Regions from separate parts of the Homo sapiens genome. Here region 2 is linked to region 1. Evidence: chromatin contacts called from ENCODE Hi-C or POLR2A ChIA-PET data. All regions are on one chromosome and are shown on one strand. The core of a region is the stretch at or near the end of the contact, and the rest is flanking DNA. Distances in the headings are between cores, read along the strand shown. Region 1 overlaps PTPRD (protein tyrosine phosphatase receptor type D). Region 2 overlaps PTPRD (protein tyrosine phosphatase receptor type D).

Evidence for each region. A loop is a pair of places that touch in the nucleus more often than their neighbours do. ChIA-PET counts read pairs that join two places held with the same protein, here RNA polymerase II (POLR2A). Pooled maps may share reads with other maps.
Region 2: a loop to region 1 is called in a map of OCI-LY7, with 5 times the contacts of the local background. The contact joins two enhancer-like sites. A Hi-C loop is called at or near these places in 1 of 168 maps with a recorded cell type or tissue (OCI-LY7), 1 of 37 single-sample maps with no recorded cell type and 4 of 50 pooled maps. POLR2A ChIA-PET finds 5 or more read pairs at or near these places in 1 of 52 experiments (OCI-LY7).

The regions. Positions count from the first base shown.
Region 1 is chr9:9,609,170-9,615,299 of GRCh38, reverse strand. The region is part of intron 7 of PTPRD (protein tyrosine phosphatase receptor type D); the gene reads left to right. Among named protein-coding and RNA genes, the nearest start is that of PTPRD-AS1, 750 kb to the right of the region's middle. Within about 2 kb of position 2,904, at least 2 of the 41 ENCODE cell types and tissues checked have a DNase peak (open chromatin) inside an H3K27ac peak, as active enhancers do; they include OCI-LY7, where a contact is called at or near this core.
Region 2 is chr9:9,746,320-9,752,962 of GRCh38, reverse strand. The region is part of intron 6 of PTPRD (protein tyrosine phosphatase receptor type D); the gene reads left to right. Among named protein-coding and RNA genes, the nearest start is that of PTPRD, 860 kb to the left of the region's middle. Within about 2 kb of position 5,027, at least 2 of the 41 ENCODE cell types and tissues checked have a DNase peak (open chromatin) inside an H3K27ac peak, as active enhancers do; they include OCI-LY7, where a contact is called at or near this core.

The DNA of each region.
Region 1 (6,130 bases), core at 1,655-4,154:
AGGTAGTCCAGGTGCTGGTGGAGGTGGAAGGTTTTCAGAGCCTGCACCTGGCAGGAGGAGCAACTACTTGGTGTTGTGAGCCTCTGGGACGCAGGTGGTTGAGTGCAGGCCAGCTAGGCAGGGCTTGCCCAGGGAGTCCAAGGTGTCTGTGGAAATATTGCCAGGTCAAGGCAACAAGGTCACAAAAGGACAAGTATTGAGCCAGTGGCTGCTGGGACATTATCTATTAGATATTCTTACACCCACGTTGCTGACCCTTCTGGCCTGGGCTGGAAATTGCAGGAAGCCCCTTCCTCCTGCAATTTCTCCCCAGTGCCTTCTACTGAGAAAGCTTAACATCACCTTCACTTTAAGGAGAAATGCTTAAACAAATTCTGTTGATTATTATATTGAAGGGTGCATTGGGAGCTGAGGCAATAAATTGGTAAGTGACACAGCAGATATGCCTAACGAATGCAGAGATAATCTAGAAATCACCCCACCACAAAAATGTGTTCAAATACTGTGTTCTGCTCTACAGCTTTTTCAGTTCTGTGTTTTTTGATATGAAAAATTGGCATATATAGGTATAAGGTTACTTTAGTTCATAATTTAAATATGAATATCTATCAGCATCATGATAGCTATGCATATACTGCAAAATAATTTGAAGAATTACAAAATAGCACATCAAAGAGATGCTACGGTCTATTGAATCAAAACTCCAGTTTTTGAAAGCTGCCTAAACATAATTTACCTTTCTGGTGTCAGTTTAAAATTTGCACAATAGACCATGATAACTTCTGAAGATCTCATGTAAATAATGATCCATTTAATATGTTTTGCAAAGAAATATATTTTAAACAGTCTTTTACATTGCATTGATATATTGTGAGAGGGCTTATTTTTTCCTCATTTAAAAAAATGTTTCTCAGAGAAAATAATAAAAGAAAAATTACTATGCTGATCATGATGCCAGGGAAAAAGTAAGAATCTTTGCAAATATGAAGTTAGTTGAACTGCTGAGAATTGCTTTATTATAGCAAAGTGACATGGTATTTGAATGTATCACACTGGTAATCAGGTCAGCATTGATCCACAAAGATCTAAAATTAACCACTTTGTAATCTCTGGCAATCATAAACTTTCCTTCCTCTAATTTCTTTATCTATAATTATAAATATATGTATATTATATATTTATACACACATACGTATATACATGTTTTTAGCAACAATTGATTATTTATTATATGCCAGACACTGTACTGAGTACATTGTATTTTCATCACACTTCTATTATGACAACATGTGAAGAAGGTATTATTGATGAGGACCGTGAGGAGACTGTAACAGAGCATCATTTCAAAAGCTGAACAGCTGGGATTTGAAGAGTTATCTGTCTGTCTCCAAAACTCCCATTGATTTTAGGCATGTTTCTAAATCTAGGTTAAAGTAGAGATTTATATTTTATTATTAGAAGTGTTATCCAGAGCACTGCTTCTCAAATTTTCACGTGCCCACAAGTCACCCGAGGATCTCTATAAAATACAGGCTCCTAGTAGACTAGGGGGTGGGCCTGAGATTCTAACAAGCTGTCACTTGGTGCCCATGCTACTAGTCCATGAACCATACTTACTGTAGAAATGAGTAAGAGAAAAATGTGATTGGAAAAGACCGATATATTAGTGAGATCCAAATAAACTTAAGATTTCAGCTGTTCAACTTAATAGAAAAACTAAAGAGATCAATGAAGGATATGCTTTGTAACTTCTTGGCTCTAAAAGAAGAAGGGAGAATTTGGGAGATCCTTCTGTAAACATCATGAAGAAACTCACAACAAGGGCAAGAATGTATCAAAAGTAGATGGCAAAAAGAACAGAATGCTTATCTATCTATCACACCCAGGGACAATGATCGTGAAGGCAATTATCATTAGAACTCAAGCCAATGTCTTTCTCAAGATAGCTGAATGCTTAAAACACTAATGTGATAATTTAATAACTGATTGAATGACGTTTTTTAGATTTATCATTAATTATGTTCATTATCAATGTAATCGAAAAGTTTTAATATTTAAATTGTTTATATTTGTTAAATGATTTCACAGTTTTCAAAATTATTCCACATGCTTCATATGATGCAATCATATATATATATATATATATATATATATATATATATATGTATGTATGTATACTGCAGCCTAGCTATTATATGTATGGTCCCTGAACCAGCAGCATCAGCATCATGAGACTTTGTTCAGAAGGCGAAGCTTAGGCCCCAGCCCTACCCTAAATCTATATTTTAACAATATCAGCAGTGGCTTCATATGTACAATAAAGTTTGAGAACCACCGGTCTACAGAAGTGTGATTTTAAAACTAGAACTGGCCATGTAAATACCCTAGAAAATATCTCAGTATTGTTTTTCAAAACTATATTTAAACAAAATATGTTCTTAAAAATAGATGAAGTTCTGAATATGTAATCACACACTAGCAATATTTCCCTTGACAGCAAAGTGTTTCTTATATCAACATGAATCAAAATAGTCCAAGCAGAGGCTGCTCTTGAAGAATTATGTATCTCCTTTTTTTTTCTTTTGGCTCTCAAATTTGTTTTTCTTATATTCCTTTTTTTTCAAAGATTGTAGTGAAAAATTACAATAATTACTATCTTAGGATAATTGGCTGATGCTGACCACAGGTTATGATTCCATCAGCATCTCAATTTTTGAAGTGGAAGGAAAGAAAGAAAACAGGAACGCAGATCATGAGAGAGGAAAAACCACTTCCTTAATTTTGCTGTCTACTTGCCCTTTGAGTTTTTATATGCACACCTGCACTCTGGCCTCAGCAAAACAACAGGTGCAAACTGCAGATGGAGCCTATCACAGTTGCAGACAGACACATCTGCTGCTAGTTACATGATTCTGAATTTGAAATATGCCCAGCAGCAACCAGATTTGTGTCGTGGGGTGGCAGGGCAGAGGGCTTCTGTGAACAGTAAGCATACTCACAAGCTGTACTATTCGCATCTGAGAACTCAGTCAAGACCACCTTTCTAACTTCATTTCAGAAGCTTCAGTACTGTTTTTTTTATTCCCCCTACAGATAGGTATAATGAAACATCTTTCCACAAATAAAAAAAGAAAAAAGGAACTTAATGTAAATATGTACTCAATTTTATTACACAATTTTCTATATTCATTTACATATATTTTCATTATATATAGATAAAATTTATCAAAATAGCAGATAAATTATGTCTCTCAAAGCTGAAAATTTAAAATATATTGATAGTCATGTTAAATTATTTTTTCTAATTTTACACTAAAAAATATCTGATATATTTAAATTCTTGTGAAAGTATATAAAGTGTCTGTCAAGTCTTATGTATATGAAATTACTACAGGAGATTTTGTTCATGCCAGTTCAAAGTGCGTATGAGAGAGAGAATGAGCATAGCTTTATTATTTGAAACATAATTACATTTTTATGTGTAACATAAACCAGGAATTAATATTCCATACTTTAACCATATCAACACTAATATTTTTACTGTTAAATACTTCTACATCAGTCAATAAATATACATGTGTCATCAGACTATATATAAATATATATACATACATATGTCAATGATTGTACAATGGATACACACGTGGGTGTGTGTGTGTGTTCTGAAACTATGGATGACCAATATAATATGAATAACATTATTTAGCATGAAAATATATATGACTATGTTTATAGTCATATACAGATTAGATACATCCAAATGTTTTATACATCAGATTCTATGTTAAATTTTTAGAATAACAGTATTTCCAATTAAAGATGATGTTATTGACATATACAAAAATATTCAGCACTATCAGTAATTAAATAATTACGAATCAAAACAATTATATACTATTTATTTTTCTTGCAAAATTTGAAAAAAAATTTATAATGGTCAGCATCAATGCTCTTCATTCACTGCTGGTGGAGATATGTGTATGGCATATAGCAAAAACATATTAAATCATTTGCGTATTTTGATCTAGATTTTCCAATTCTGTTATTTATATGTCATCATTAAATAATCAGATGCTACTGGCTTTATGTGCAGAGATGTTCACTGAAGCATTTTGATGACAGTGATAATTTGAAGACAACCTAAATATTCAACAGAAGGAATTATGGTACATCATGTAGCCATATTAAAAGGTATTGTATTTGTACATTAAATGATAGAGGACGATGTTTACAATATGATGTTAAAAGAGAGAATTACACACAAAATTAAGGGTACAATAGAAGACTAATTTTGAAATTACATATTCAATCAATGTGTTGAGTGCCTAATTGCTTGTTTTTGCCAATCACTGTTCTAGGTGCTTGGACATACTGGTCAGTGAAATGGTAGCCCCTGGTCTTCATGTGGGTTGTTTTAGCAGAAATAAAACTGGAAACGAAAGTTCAAAACTTTTACTAATAAATATTGTTGATAAAATTACAGATGATTTTTGTTTTCTTATTTTTACCTTTGTCTATCCTCCAATCACCTACAATGAGAATGAATTACTTTTATGATTAAAAAAAGGTAATCAGAACAATAATTATACTAGTTAAAATGCTGCTTAACCAATACTGTCTTCATAAATCTCAGATAATTGTCATCTTTCATCCTTCTCAAGTTTTCAAACATCCCCTGTAGACCTTAAAGTTTAGACAATATTTGTAAAATAATATTTCACTTTCCCCCATCTATTCCAAGGTAGCATACTGGTCTCACTAATTTGTCCTAAAAAAATTCAATGAAAATATAATTAATTGCAATTAATGTGTAAATATGAATCCTTGCTCCTAGAATTGGTTACCCTAGCATGATTTAGCACATTTCTAAGTGATTATCAATCCGTTGATATTATTGCTTTGCTAGTGCAAATGTAGTCTTAATTCTCTTTATAATATAACTCAATACTAATTTACCTACAACTGTGTGATCTAATTTTGTTATTTAACTAAATCTTGTTTATATTTTCATACGGCATTTTTTTGAAAATATGTTTAATGGCTGCATAATGTTGTAGTTGTTCAAGGACTGAGTGGGTAATTATCCTCATTTTCATCGTGGCTCTTATTACGTTGAAATACGCTACATTATAAAAGCCTTTCGAAAGATTCCTAACGTATTTCTACTGGTTTATAGCTGATTGTCAGAGCTTGGCACATCTTTATTTCTATGTCAGTAGTCCCCCAAGCCAAAATGTCTACGGAATCCAGACTACTAACATAAATGAGAGGAGAAGGCTGGAAAGAAGGGACCCACCAGGCATTTGGTAAATATATGCCATGAGTAGAAGGGGCCGCCGATATTCATCTTCACATAATTTTGCCAATCAGGAGTATTAGCCTAAATGTTCTTATTTTTTTATAAATTAGTTATCTACTTTTTAAATGTACATTTTCACAGTGTTTTTTACACGCTGAATTGACAAAACACAACCCACCAGCCTAACAGGATTTGGTTTTCCCACAGGGAGAGTTCAAGCTTATGAAAGTTCACATTGTGCCAGGTGCGGTGTCTCACACCTGTGATCCCAGCGCTTTGGGAGGACAAGGCGGGTGGATCACTTAAGGTTGGGAGATCCAGACCAGCCTGGCCAACATGGGGAAACCCCATCTCTACTAAAAATACAAAAATTAGCCAGGTGTGGTGGCGTACATCTGTAATCCCAGCTACTCGGGAGGCTGAGGCACGAGAATTGCTTGAACCTGGGAGGCAGAGGTTGCAGTGAACCAAGATTGCACCACTGCACTCTACCCTGGGCTACAGAGCGAGACTCTGTCCCAAAAACAAACAACGACAACAAAAAACACCTTCACATTGTTACTTGATATACATCTCTTCTTCCCAAAGTTTCTTTTGTCTGTGCTTCTGTTTTTTTGTTTTGTTTTTGTTTTTTTAAGGTAGCATGGGAAATGTTTAAAGAAAGATTCCAAATTTCTAGGTATGTATATAGAAACAACCTCAGACTGAATTGTTGTCGGGTTTATTGATGATCAATCAGATGATTCTATTTTAGGTTCATCATTTTAAGTACATGCTGAGTTTTTAAATATTGGGCTTTTAAAATTTTCACTTAATAAATCAATGTAGATT
Region 2 (6,643 bases), core at 3,778-6,277, 140 kb before region 1:
GTATTTGCAAAATCATGCAAGGGGCCAAAGTTCAGCCATTCCAGTGAACTTGCCAAGCAAAGTATGCTGTGTGTTTTATTATATAATGCAAATGACCTCAATCTGAGGTAGCAGCATTTCCAAATACCATTTAGGGCTTTAATGACTTGTCCTAGAAAGGTCGTGCCAGGCCATATTTAATGGATCTTCTAAACAATGTAAAACGATTTTTCTAAAATTGTATACAGCTGATAATTTTAGTGTAAAAATACTTGCCCTCCGTCCCCACTGCATCTCCTTCCCCAAATGAAACTTTTGAGGTTTCTTTACTGAAAATGTTAATGTCATTTTCTTCTCCCTGGATCTGAGTTCCCTCAACCTCGATCTTAAAGTTCCATGTGCAGAATTTGGAGTTCTGATAATTTAAAAAGCTCCACGGGATTCTAAAAATCAAACTCACAGAATTTTGAAAGGCACACTCCATTTTTACAAGAAACTAGTACACAAGGATTCCAGTGTCAGCTTTTCCACTGTAAACTGTTATAATAAACCTTGAGTTCATTATAACCTCTATGGGTCTCAATTTGTTCATCTCTAAAATGAAGGTCACAGACTATCTCTTACGTACTTTAATGTTGTTCCATGATACCATTTAAGCCTGCTAATGAATTACTTAAATATCGAAGTCCACATTAAGCCTTATGGAAAAGCATAACTGGCAAGATTTTCCTCTCAATTACTTGTGCTAATAGGGGCCAAAATGGCATAGATACTTTAAATTCACAGATAATCCCCAAACTTCAATTTAGCTAAGTGTTCCAACCTCCTCTCGTGCCAAACCATTTACAGGGGATTGAAACAATTAGCACACACTGACTGGTAAGAAATTTATCTCCTTTATAATTCCTTCATTGTCTCCTGACTTACCACTGGAATATTTTCTTATTTAAATTCCTAAAAATAGAAATGAAGAATAAATCGAATATAGTTGTTGTATAATCTACCAAATGGTTATGTTTCAAAATATCCCACCACTGTTACTATTTTTAATATTAATTTATTAAGAGCTTATCCTGTGTGACATGCTTTATATATCACTTTATTTAAACCTCACAATCACCTTTTTGAGTAGTGTGTCAGTTTTCTGAGCCTGCTATTGCAAAGTAGTACAAACTGAGCAGCTTAAACAACAGACATTGATTATTTCATAGCTCTGGAGATGAGACACGCCCCCTCCTAGCTCTGATGGTGTGCTGGCAATCTTTGGCACTCCTTGACTAGTAGATATATCATTCCAATCTCTGTCTTCATCTTCACATGATGTTTGTACCGTGTGTCTCTTCTTCACGTTATTCTTTTTAAAAGGACGCTAGTTATGTTGGATAAGTGGTCCATCCCACTTCAACATGACCTCATTTTAATTTGATTTCCTCTGTTAAAGTTTCTCTTTCCAAAGAAAGTCACATTCTGAGGTACTGGTGGTTAGGACTTCAGACACACCTTTTTTGAGGGTGACATAATTCAATTTATAAAAGGTAGTCATTATTCTCATTATTATTCCCATTGTAGAGATGAGTTAACTCAGGTTCTAATGTTGCATTAATTTTTCTGGAGTTCAAAACCCAGTCAGTGGTGAAGTTGGACTTCATATCCACTTGTTGGAGTTAATTCTTAGTGTCTCCAAGCTTTGAGCAGTGATTTAAAAATAAATGAATAAATAAGCCTGGAACTAAAGTCATCTTGCAGGGGACTTATAGTAATCCTAGGAAGTCTAATAATGGGATACTCTTGTAAAAATATTTTTTTTAAGTTCAATACTTAGTGGAGATTTAAAAATAGCACCTAGGAGCAATTTTCTGTTTGTTTTATTGTGTGGATAAGAGTGTGCATGTTTAGAATCTTCATTCAAGAACCTGTCTGCTGTGGCAGGAGAGGCCACGAACATTCTGAAGTCGTGTAAGTTGCATTGGAAAATCAAAATTAGGCACTGTATTTGATTTCTTTCTCCAGTGATGATTTAATGCACTTTAATGATTGCGACATGTGAAGCCAACTGGCTGCTCATTAATCTTGTTCTGCCCTGAGCACCTCCATTTCATGTCCTACACAGAAATGGAATAGGGCAGAACCTTGGGCCTTTGGAGGAAGCATATAGACTTCAGGAATTAGGGGAGGGGAAATAAAATTTAGAGATTAAATAGAAAAGTTCCCATTAAGCCCTGAGTCCCTGGAGTTCATAGTTGTCCTTCCTCAAGATATCTTGTTAGTGATTGAAAATGTTTCACTTATTTAAGATTTCTTATGTTTTGTTAAAGGGTAAGCTGCAGAAGAAACTATGCACACACACACATACCCACACCCCTAGTGCAAACCTCTGTAGGAAGTTAGAGTTTCACATTACAATTTAATGTGAATCTGTTGGGCTCACCCTTTGCTTTAAAGAACTCTTACTGAGATTGGTTATGGTGAGGTAAGTAGAAGTCTTGGTGCAGAACTGGGTTAAACAAAGGGAGGAGAAGTTTTGGATCATGTTTTCTCATCAAAGAGAATGTGGGGTAGAGGCATCATGGTTTGTATATAAGCTGAGGGAGTCTATAATTTCTCTGTAATGGTGCTATAGATTAGATGTTTAATCTCTATTTCCAGCTCTTTTTTTTTGGATGGCTTGATAACTAAAGCAAAGACAGTTTTTAAAATCTGTGATTGCCATTCACATTATTTTATTTTTGAGCATTTCAATAATAGTTACATAAAGTATATAATTGCTAGAATAAATTTAAAACATCTAATCATCACCTTTGATTGCATTTAGGATATGCGCTAGAGAGAGGAATAAAGGATTTAGCATATTGGCAAAACTTTTACAATTTGTATTAGTAATTGTGTAATGTTAAGTAAAACTGCTTTACATTAATCATATAAAAGTTTATTTTTCGTAGTTGTTTTCAATTAAAATACCCATCTTCAAAACCCCAGAGCTCTTTGTTATGAAGGCTGTGCAAGTAGTTCCACACACATCAGTCAACATATGAGCATCTTCTATTATTTTATATAGGCAGTGAAAAAATACTGCTGGTTATTTCAAGTGACCTTAGCTAAATCCAACTTCAACTTATGAAACTTATTTTCTTTCTTCCTCCTCTTTTTAATGGATGAGGGGAGGAAAGAGACAGGAAGCGTGACTAACCTGAGAGTTGTTCTAATAACTATACTCCTAACTTTTGCCTTATGAGGTTTCCAAATGAACTGTCAGACTCTTAATATAAATCTCTTCCTGAGGCCTTCCTTCCTTGAAAATATTGGAACACACAAAAAATGATTTATTATTAAAAAGGCATTCCTCTTTTACTGACCCTGTGGTGTGTACATTCTGTGGATTGTCTATAGAATATTGTCTTGTTATGGAGTCATGAAAGGAATTAAGACTGTTAAACAATGATTGATCTGATAATAATAAATATCTGATAATGTCATCCAGTGTTTTATTATAATCACTGCTCTTAGGGTTTAGGGGATCAATAAATAATTCCCTGTTCTTCCCCTCCTGAGCCTGGAATCAATTCAGAATTAAGACTCAGGAGACAGACAAATGGAGGTCAAATAGTTTTATTATAGAGATGATTGGAAAACGTGGTTATAAAGGCATGGGCAAAAAGGCTTAATACCCTACCACTGAGTTAAGCCAACTTACCAACCTGATAATTGGTGCAGCTGAACAACCAAATGCCTCCCAAACAGGGCAGAGTTGGCCCTCCCTGATCATCACATGACAGCATAGAAATTGACTGAGATTTGAAACTGAGAGGCATGGAGAGAGGCAGGAGTCAAGAGGGGGCTGAAGTGGATGTGCTCAGGGTCTTCTGCCAAACTTTAGAATCAGAGGAGTAAAGAGAAGATCAGGTGGATTGTTCTAATGGAGACACTCACAAAAACCAGAGGAAAGAAGAAGAAGGGAGATTATACTCCACATCCTGCAGGTATTGGTTCTGTTAGCCTATTGGGTTTTGCCACACTATTGATTTTTCCCACCTCAAATTATCACCAGCCATGTTGTCAAATGTAGATTACAGTAGTACACAATAAATGAATATCAGTATGCAGACAATAATATAATGTCACTGATACTGAAAGAACCAAATGTGGACACTATAACTCTTCCATTATTACATTTCCAGAGGTTGACATAAATCTCCAAATGAAATCACTTTGCTGTGTAAAAATCCAGTCAAATCAAAGGCCAAAATTCGTAAGTTAAAGGCCAAAGAAACGAAAGCCTGAAATAATTTTTTTATTTGCTCAGCCAGACAGCTAACTGCTCTGATTCCCAAGTAGTGTGGGTGACTTCAGCAGCTATCAGTCATTGAAATTGGTTGTAGTTCCTTCAGTACCTCAGCAGTACTCCTCCTCATTGAGGTAAACACCATCCTGCTTTTCTGTCGTTATAATTATTTAAGTATGTATCCCTTACGATGTGTTGTTTATTTTTCTGTTTTCAAAATAAGTTGAATCACAATTGACAGATCTTTTTTCGTCTTTATTTTGATCTTGGTTTCTGAACTGTCCATGTTAATGCACGTAGCAATAGCTCATTGATAGAATATGGCACAATTTATTAAACACTTCTATGGATCATTGTCCCTTCTTATTTTTGTTATTAAGAACAATTCTGGTGTGAACATTCATGCAAATATGCAAAGATTTTAGTGTAGGATCCCACTGTTTAAAAAGTACAGAGGACATAGAAGTAATAAAAAGTAAATAAAAGTAATAAGACATAGAAGATTATTACCATACTATCTTTATATGCACCAAGTTCAGAAAACACAGCAACCCACTATTTTACAGCAGTGAACCAGTGATTCACTGATGAATGATGGAAAGAATATATCCCAGGAAAATCTTGCTTGGACCACCCTTGCTGAGATGCCATTCAGTTCATGCCATTTTTCTGGATTCCAAGAGCTGTGATCTCCACGTGATCTAATTCTTCTGTCATAAGCTTAATCACAACATTGCATGGACAGTGACTCAGAGGAAATCCACCTGTTTATACATTCCTTTCTCAAAGAGTGTTTTTGAAACATTCCGGCCATACTGCTAAGTTTAGAAATTTGTAAAAATGGTAGACTCAGGCCAGGTGCAGTGGCTCACGTCTCTAATCCCAGCACTTTGGGAGGCCGAGGCAGGTAGATCACCTGAGGTCAGTAGTTTGAGACCAGCCCGGCCAAAATGGTGAAACCCTGTCTCTACTAAAAATACACACAAAAAAATTAGCCAGGTGTGGTGGTGGGTACCTGTAATCCCAGCTACTCAGGAGGCTGAGGCAGGAGAATTGTGTGAACCTGCGAGACGAAGGTTGCAGTGAGCTGAGATGGTGCCATTGAACTCCAGCCTGGGCGAAAAGAGTGAAACTCCATCTCAGGGAGAAAAAAAAAAAAAAAAAACAAAAAAGATTCAGTCACCAGGTATAATCTGAGGCACCATTTTTCCCCAAATAGTATATTCAAAGCAATTTAATTTTCAGCCCCAGTTTTGTAACGAATGTGGATTCTGTCTTGTAGCATGGCTCACACACTCTATTGTGAGCAGATATATAAAGTTCTGTGCTGCACGAGTTGCTGCCATGAACTCTAGAAATGGAGATGCTGAAACCTGTGCAACATGTTTTCTTGGGAGGGTTCCTCTTTTAGCCCCATATTTATTTCATATCGGAAATCATGAGCCTGAACAGAAGCTGTTGATAGTCCTGAAATGTGCATCCCCAGGTGGTCTGCTAAGCCCAATACCTCTGTCAGTGGCTCCTGCTCAGAGTGCTTCTTCCCTCTTTTCCAGGCTTTGAAAAACTTGTATTCTTTTAGGGACATCAGAAACTTCTTTATTTCTACAATACATTTCTCTCCAGCAGTGGAGCATGACCCCAGTATTCTATTTCCTGCTATTGTTTCCTTCCACATTTCTAGGAGGCTCAGGTGAATTTTTAACTGTTTAACATGTTAAACGTTTCCTAACACCTACAGGGCTACTACTGTTTGCAGATTCAGAATGTACTGTTTCCTTTTTATTCAACTTTGCTTTGCAGTCCAGGAATTCATATACTTGTCTATATTTTGTCTTATGACAGTTAAAAAATAAATGAGTACTGCATCTGCCAAAAAAAAAAAAAAAAAACTTTTCAAGCACATCTTGTCTATCTTCACACCCTGAAGTAAAAAACTGTGACCCAAGATGGACATTCCTACAGAGCGTGTGAGCTAGCTCTGGATTCAGTATATTATTGCCTGCTGGGTTCTTGTTTACTGTGTTTCATCTTTTCTATGCCTTATTTCACTTCTCATCCAACTTCTCAGAATCCCTAATGGCTAAGCAACACTCATATCCCAATTTGTTATAAATTATGCCAATTTAGTGAATATCGACTCACAATATTTACGTGAAACAATTTTAAGAATTCTATATTGATCTTTTTGGCAATTTTCCTCTCAATTACAGAAGTTCAGATGCCATGTGGTCTGATTATCTAAGTACTGAAGAGGTGGTTCCTCATTGTGCTAATTACTCTATCTGCAGATTTGTTCCCCTGATAGATTTTTAGATATGTTTTCTCCAAAAGAGTTGAGTCTCTGAGACTGTCTCCTTTCTTTGGTTATATTTATTGGGCACAAGT